Regions from separate parts of the Mus musculus genome. Here region 1 is linked to region 2. Evidence: chromatin loops called from intact Hi-C (ENCODE). Cell type or tissue: left cerebral cortex. All regions are shown on one strand. Region 1 has its middle 120 kb from the start of Phactr1. Region 2 holds the start of Gm40925 (a long non-coding RNA gene).

Region 1 (4,000 bases), 890 kb after region 2:
CCCCTTTTCTTCTCTGTTAACTGAAATGTGTAGAACTTCTGTTTTACTTTACTGTTCCAAATAGATTAGGGATTGTTTGACTCCCATAAAGAAACCAAATATTGCCAGACCTGGTGGCACACCTATAATCCTAGAGGTGGGAGACTGAGTTCAAGGCCAGCTTGTGCCACATAATGTAAGACAGTCTCAACACACACGTTAAAACACAGCTGTGGCCATATTACAAGTCAAGCAAGGAGCAAAGGCCTGGAGAAGGGAAGTCAAGTTGAAATGATGTAACATGTGACTTTAAGACATTCCTGCCATTTCTTTTCTACTCCCGACCCACCTTCTCTTTCACCCAGGAGTTCTGTATTTATCTAGTTCCTCCCAGTTCCTCTACATTCCCCAGAACCTTAATGCCTGACATCCCACATCCATACCATTGCATCCTTGACCCTAAATAAAATTATCCAGAAGCCATGATCACTTAAAGGCCCAAGTTGACTTGTTGAGCACAAGAGTTTTCTGAGTTGTGACTCTTTTACGGAAATGTTCTATGTTTAAGAAAATGACCTATGCTAGCCATCGGTCACCTGAAAAGCAGGCAGGTAGTGTGTCACACAGTGAAGGGTTGAAAACAGATCTCACTCACTGAAAATACTGATGCTGTACTCTTAAGATGAACAGTCAAATGGACTCTTATTTGGTTCACTGTGGTTCCAAGTCACTCAGCATCCATCATGTATCATGAACTAGCTCAACAGACGTTTTCATTCCACCACCAAAGACAAGGAACTGACCCTTGACGCTCAAGTGTGAATAATGGACAGATATTACTGATTTTCACTAAAACTTGAAGTAGAAACGATTTTAAGCTGCTGCAAAGTTTTCTGGATCTTACCAAACTCACACACAGTTGGCTGTCTTTACAAGTTCTTTTTTTCTCTTTATTGCTCTCCCTAAGGCGTCTTTCTCAGCTCAAAACACTTTAGTTGACTCTTTGCCCAATATCTACCATGTTTCAAGTCTGCCAAAAATGTTTAACCTGGGGCATTAATGCAACTGATAGCTCAGTCGCACACAGAGCTGAAGAGCCAAGAAGGATTTGCCAGGTGTAAATTTTCTGTGTGGAGGTATTTAGAGCAAATCTGGAAAATGGTGGCTCTGGATTGTTTGTGGAAATTTTCATAGTGACCTATCGTGACCCATCTCATTCTTTATATCATCTCAGAGCAAAAGTGCAAACCTGACACATGTTCCAAAGATTGGAGCAGAATTTTCCAAAAGTCAGTTCAAATCCCTGATGATTAACAGTTGGCTTTAAAATCTTTTCTTTTTAGATTTTGTGTGTGTGTATGTGTGTGTGTGAGAGAGAGAGAGGTTGTTTGCGTGTGTGCAAGTGGGTGGACATGTAGACGTGTGTGTTTACATGTGAAAGTGTGTGGTGTGTGTTCACTCACATGCTTGAGAGTGTGTCAGAGTGTGTATTGGGTCAAAGATGAGTAGTGAGTCTCTTTGGAAGGTAACACCCAGCCTCTAATATTTTTGAGACAGGGTCTCTCATTGAATCTGAAGCCAGCCAACCATCTTCAGGGATCCTCTAGCCTCCTGTACCCAACCCCCCACCCCCAGTGCTGAGATTACAGAAGCACCTACCTGGCTCTTTACATACATATCTACAGTAGAAGCTCCAATGCTTGTGGCAGGTACTTTATAGACTGAGACACCTTGGCAGCCCTGTCCTGAAACTTAAACTCTCAAGTTGGATATTCCGAGGATGAACACTAAGGATACCTCAGCTTAGGGGAGGTCAAAAATGAAAAGTCTTGTGTCCAGTTTCCTGGCCTTTCCGGTTGAGTAGATCTATTTGCTGCTCTGGATGGATTGAGGAATTCTGCATTTCAGTTACTGGAAAACAATGTTCCTCACCCTCAGTTCTATAGGAATTCATGTTGCTTGCTCTCCTCCCTCTCCCTCTCCCTCTCCCTCTCCCTCTCCCTCTCTCCCTCTCTCCCTCTCTCCCTCCCTCCCTCTCTCCCTCCCTCCCTCCCTCCCTCCCTCCCTCCCTCCCTCCCTCCGTCCCTCCGTCTCTCCGTCTCTCCGTCTCTACGTCTCTCTGTCTCTCTGTGTGTGTGGCTGTGTATCTGTCTGTGTGGCTGTGTGTCTATGTGTGATATCATATCTGTATCTGTATGTGGTTTTGAAGCTGCAATTTGTCAGTTTCGTTGTTGACACAGGACAGTTGTAGGGTTTGATGTGGGCTTGTCTAAGAAAAAGAAAAAGGAAAAAAAAAAAAAAAACCTTCTTCCAGGGCATGCCTTTATCAGAAGTCACCCCTCAGTTATTTACAAGTGCCATGGTTACAGACCTGCTAGACTGATGATATTCACATGCAGGAAACAATGCAAGGAAAACAGGATTTGCTCGGCTCCGACTTCGCTGGCCCAAGAATTCCAGGAAGTGATTGTACTCCGCGAAACCGTCTGTGCTGAGCTAGATTGTCTATAGCTTTTAAGGTCAAGTCCTATCACACTGCATTTGCGATGGCCTTTGTAACAAGGCAGCCTGTTTATGAAGGCGAGTACACGCTGTGTTGTTTACCCAGCCCATGTGGCGTAAATGTGAGGTATATTCTAAACCGTGGCTCAGGATGGTCCAGGGAATCCATCACCCCGCGTTTCTGACACAAGCTTGGGATGGGTTCAAAAAGCATCTGGAAGGGTGACCACACAGCCTTGTGGAACATGGGGACAGTCACGAAGCACCGGGCCCCTGACAGGACAGGCGGGTCTGTGGAGAAGATAAATGTGGGGAGCACTCTGAGTTTATATTATTAGATGTCGTGCTTCCTGGAGTGGCTGAGCCACCTCCTCGGAGGGAGAGAAATGCTGGTACAGTAAGCGACTCCGCGCCGCCGACTCTGACTCCATGCACGGAAAGGGGGGTAGGGGCAACAATGGGATTTATTTCTTCATAAGAGACCTGGGAGGCAGCCAGGCATTCCAGGGCCTTGCTCTGGAATTCTTTGATTTCTCTACAGTGCACAATGACTAGACCTGTGGTGCCCCAGAGCTCAAGGATGCTGGAGTCCCACGGGGGACAGCGGGACTGTTCACGTGCCCAGCCAGTCCAGTGGCCCACTCTGCTCTAAAACAGACCAAGTCGTTGTAGCTTCTAGGTTAGACCTAATTGACCAGACCCTGTGTGTACCCTCTCTTTGAATGAGATCCATCCTCGGAGTGATGTTGAACATGAGGATGCTGCTGTGGCAAGGATACTAGTAGAGCATCTTGCTTTCTTTCCTGCTACCCAGTACATCCACTGCTACCCAGGCAAACAAGGACCACCCTTTTGGAGATTTTCAAGCAATGTCCCCCAAGGCCTCAAATCTTAAAGGGCAAGCATGACAGCATATGTGTCCTTAAATGTAATGGACCAAGTGAAACCCAGTAAGTGACTCTAGCTGGTAATCACCAATATCAATTTAATGTTAGATTATCGTTAGGATGTTTTCTCCAGGGCAGTGGAATAGATGACAGTCGGGAAAGATTTCCTGTTCAGTTTTCTCTCATGATAAACCTGAAACATACTGTCAAAATTTTAGATTCCATTGTAGGACGGTATTTAGTGACTGGATTTTTATCAGGTTTCTAAATCTATGCCTTGAGGTTCAGCATTTCATTCACAGAGATGCTGTGGACCAAAACTATCCTCAAACCCCATATGAAAGCTCTCTTTGTAGTAGGTTTGTAGAGGAACATGGTCGGGTGTGGTGATTAGCCCTATGACCTCCTAAAATTACCAGCAAAAGCCCAGAAAACTCAGTTAAAAAAAAACAATAAAATGGGTGAGTCATGGGGCAAGAAGTTCAGAGCTCATCGGACCAAGTGTCTTGAGACCTCTGCCTCTGCTCTTGCCCTTGGCATTGACACCTAGGAAGTTTCTGTTCAATCATTTATGTTTTCAGACGTTTATGTGGTCTTTCCCTGCATCCTCTTTTAATAGGACACATTTGTTT
Region 2 (4,000 bases):
ATTCCAGTGAAAGTTCAACTTCAAATGATGTTCTGGGTATGACCAGTACCTTGACCACAAATGGAGAAAAAAAAAGAACAGAAAACAAAACAAAACAAAACAAAACAAAAACAAAAACAAAAAATTCAGGCAGGCTTCAACTGATCTTAACATTGTTCAGCTAGTACCTCACCAGTGGCGTGTGCAACCAATGCCATGAAAGCCAATTGTGTGTGTCCCTGTCTTTCCCAATCTTAGTGGCATCAGGGTCATAGGTTCCACATGGTCATGGGACTATTGGTGCCAGAAAAAAAAATTGCAAGTGTTACAAACTATGAATGTTTTTCCTCTAAATAGTCAATTTATCAAGATCCAATTGCCTTTGACATGTATTTTGTGGCATAACTAGTGAAAATGAGTCATTAGAAAAATGCTACCACGTGTTAGCATTTACAGCTAACTATGTATAAAATACCTTAAACCCACAGATCTGGGCATTGCAAGAGACACTGGACAAAGAAGTTGAACAGATTCCAATCTGAAGAGTTCTGCCCCTATCTCTGTGGGATCCAGTCCACCCTGAAGATACAGCTTTTGCTGGTTTCCCAATATCTTAGGTCTTGGGATTCAAAGATAGGGTTGTCCTAGGTCAGGGAATTCAATCAGCATTGTGGTAGAGCAGAGGCAGGGGCAGAGCAAGGCCCTAAGTCTAGGACTCTAGGGTTCTGGGGGTCAGGCCAAGCTTGCCTCTCCCTGAACCTTGCAACAATTAACTAGGAGTCGATTGTGGCTTCCCTCGAGTCCTCTGTTCATTCTCCATTACCTTTCCACTTCAAGCATGGAAATTCTAGGTCTAGAGACGGATTCACCCTCTCGCTGCCATCATAGGCCCCTTGGCTACAGAGGTGGCTTTGAGCTGTGCCTGGGTATGGCGGTCCACGGAAAAACTCAGGGTAAGAAAGGGTGTTTCTATTTGTGCCAGTGTTGTTCGGGAAATCACCCTTCCATGACTAACCAAACCAAACAGATTAATTTGTTGTAAAAATTAACATAAGCAGAAAATTTACCACAAAACAGCCCGAAGGAGGGATAGGCTTGTTGTAATTAGCATCAGAGACGAACATACGGATTGCTTCTTCTTCTAGCAATGTCCCCAACCCCAGTGCTTCCTGCACGGCTCTACTGGCCTCAGCCCCACACTGAGCCTGCTGAAGCATGAAGCTTGGGGGGTGGGGTGGGGTCGAGCGTCTCATATGGACTAAATCACAGATGTCACTTTCCTTCTTCCAGTCACAAGCCATTGAACCGTGGAGGGCAAAGGTTAGAATTATAGTTCTTGGCCGTTGAATCTTTTCTCTCCCCATATCCTTCTGGCTTGCACATGGTACCTCCCACTCCAGCCTGTCTTAAAACAATTCTTTCTAAAATAAACCAGCAGAAAAGATCATTTGATCAGTTTGCATACAGACTCTGGAATGTTCTAGAAGCTGATTTCTCCCGTCCAACTAACTACCTAAGGTGAATCAGATAATGTGTATCTATGTTCCTTAGTATCTGCAAGGGATGTGTCCAAGATCCCTGTGGATACCAAGTGTACAGATACTCAAGTCTCTTACAGAAAATGGCACAGAATTTGTATAGAGCCTGCACACACATCCTCTCTAAATGGCATTTAAAATCATATCTTCTTATACCTCTTCATCTTATTTGAGTGTTATGCACGTCATTGTTGTGACTGTGATACAGATGACGTGTCTGTGCATGTGCAATTATAATTGTAAATTCTTTTTGTAGGTTCTGGAGATGAAGCTCAGTGCCTTGCATATCTAGGTAAGTAAGGGCTTTACCACCAAGCTACACTATGGAGCCTAGAGGTACAATGTTTTGGGGGATAAATGTTTCATCTATGGTTAATTGGTTTTGAGGATGTGGAACTTGAAGGCACAAAGGGCTGGTTGACTACATAGTTAATACTAGAAACTGCAACTGGGGTTTCTGACTTTGGAAGAACCAACAGCAGTGTCCACAGGTGAGTACTGAGTTATTCCTAATGTGATTTTTTTATGCGTTTCACTCTTGCTCCTTCTGCAAACTTTCCATCCATGACTTTTAGGCAGAAAACAGCAAAGATAAACCTCATTTGTTCTGGACCCAGGGACCCAGGAAAGGCTTCCTGACACTCCACAGAGGAGAGTCTGTTGGTAGACTATACCAAACAATGGGGTTAGGAAGGTTAGAGGCCTGGAGGATCTCTGTCCCTTAAGACCATGACCCTGGTGGAGTACTGAACACCCAAAGATGGAAATGGAGGAGGATTGTGTGGGAAGGAACCTGGAAAGGGGGTGTACTGATATAGAGGCTCGAGCATATGGGAAAAATAAGTGTGACCCCAAGGCCTTTGGGTCTGAGCCGTGGAAGAAGGGGACTGAAATCAGCCATAAGATGGCAACTTCTGTGTCACTGAAGTTCGCTATGGTAGGCACACTGCTGTTTAGGACTCAAACAGAGAATCCTGGGAACTAATCTAAAATGACCTTTAGAACTCAGGGGACCCAAATGTCTCCAAAGATCCTGGCAAGCAGGGCTTTGAGACTTAGATTCCAAGCGAGCAGCCCCGCAAGCAACTTCAGAATGAACCCAAATAATGTCGGGGTGGAAGCTGGTCAGGTGACTTCAGCTTACCTGTATATTTAATTTTTTTTTTTTTTTTTTTTTTTTTTACTACAGGCTTATCTGGAGACATAGGTGAGTAAGCCTCCTATCTTTGGATCAATGGATGAACAATACAGCTCTTTCTTTTTGCAAAAACTGGTACCACAGTCTTGGCTTCATTATGTGTTGAGCAATACGTACTGTGATGTCTGATGTTGGTTGTCAACTTGACTGGATTGAGAAGCACTTGGGCAATTGGTGAAAAACACACTTCCGGGTTTGTCCATTAAGGAGCACCTAGAGACAAAGGGTAGGATGATTGGCAAACTGAGTGAGGAAGAGTACCCTAAGTGTGGGCACCGTACAGGCCATGGGCCTATAAGTTGGGGGCCAACATGGAACAAAAGCTAGAAGGAAACCCACGCACCAGCCATGTCCAGGTCTTTTTGAGTGGGTACACTGCATTTTGCTCTGTCAAAGACCTGGAGATCACACTCCAACTTCTTCAGCCTTTACAGGAGGACTCACCCCAGCCACTCTCCAGGAGACTTCCAGGCTTCCAGCCTTGGAATGGGTCAGTATTGATAATTGACCCCTCCTATTCTGGGTCTTCTAGTCTTAGGTGCTAAATAGTTACTGATTCTCCTGCCTCTCGGGGTAGCCATCATGGGAGTACCCATCCTCTGATCTTGTGAGCCAATCTGATAAATCCCTTCTTATAATTACATATAATCTATTAGCTCTTCTCCTCTGGAGACTCCTGACTGATACAAGTACCATTGATCTCTGTAAGAAGAGAGAAACTAAATAGGATCAATGCCAGAGTGAGGAAGACAAAAGAAAAACTCTTGGGGTTTCGGAGGGAGCTGGAACTACCAACCATGTTCTTGGTGGAAGCAGCCCATGAACGAATGTCATAATCACTTTCCTAAGAAGAAATAACCATTAAGCATTGACCTGCTTATACAGCTGTTCTGGGAGCTGAAGCAAACGATTCAAAGTGCTTTCTCCTGCCTTCCTACCTCTTGGGGACTTGTAATCATCTAATCAATCATTTTTGAGTGCTGTGCACTTACAGTATCTTGGAAGCCAGCGAGATCCATGACTATCTAGTGAGTCTCTCTATCAGAGTGAGGTCACGTAAGAAGTTTTAACAGCTCGATACATCTGAGTCATTCTCTACCTTCTCAAACGCTGATTATACCATAGGCTAGACATGGAACTAGGTCCTGGGGTGGGGGGGTGGGGGGTAGCCAGAGTCACCTAATTTTTACCCAGCAGGTTGATTGATGGTTAGTTACCCTGAGCTACTGCACCAAAATTTAGTATATTAAGAGGTTTAGATGATAGGAACATCTTTCCTCCGTTT

The links. A loop is a pair of places that touch in the nucleus more often than their neighbours do. Peaks named below come from ENCODE experiments on the same cell type or tissue, not always from the same donor. Only the 100,000 strongest peaks of a DNase experiment are listed, where the experiment ranks them.
Region 1: a loop joins it to region 2, with 2.5 times the contacts of the local background. A loop is called at or near these places in 1 of 42 quality-filtered maps.

The regions. Positions count from the first base shown.
Region 1 is chr13:42,562,971-42,566,970 of GRCm38, forward strand. It overlaps the pseudogene Gm47125. Among named protein-coding and RNA genes, the nearest start is that of Phactr1, 120 kb to the right of the region's middle. In left cerebral cortex, no CTCF peak of the experiment used is centred here; no DNase peak of the experiment used is centred here.
Region 2 is chr13:41,675,773-41,679,772 of GRCm38, forward strand. It overlaps Gm40925 (a long non-coding RNA gene), which reads left to right and starts at 1,324. Exons shown (of 6, transcript XR_873295.1): 1 at 1,324-1,497; 2 at 1,774-1,809; 3 at 2,707-2,724; 4 at 3,141-3,205. In left cerebral cortex, no CTCF peak of the experiment used is centred here; a DNase peak (open chromatin) is centred at 1,622.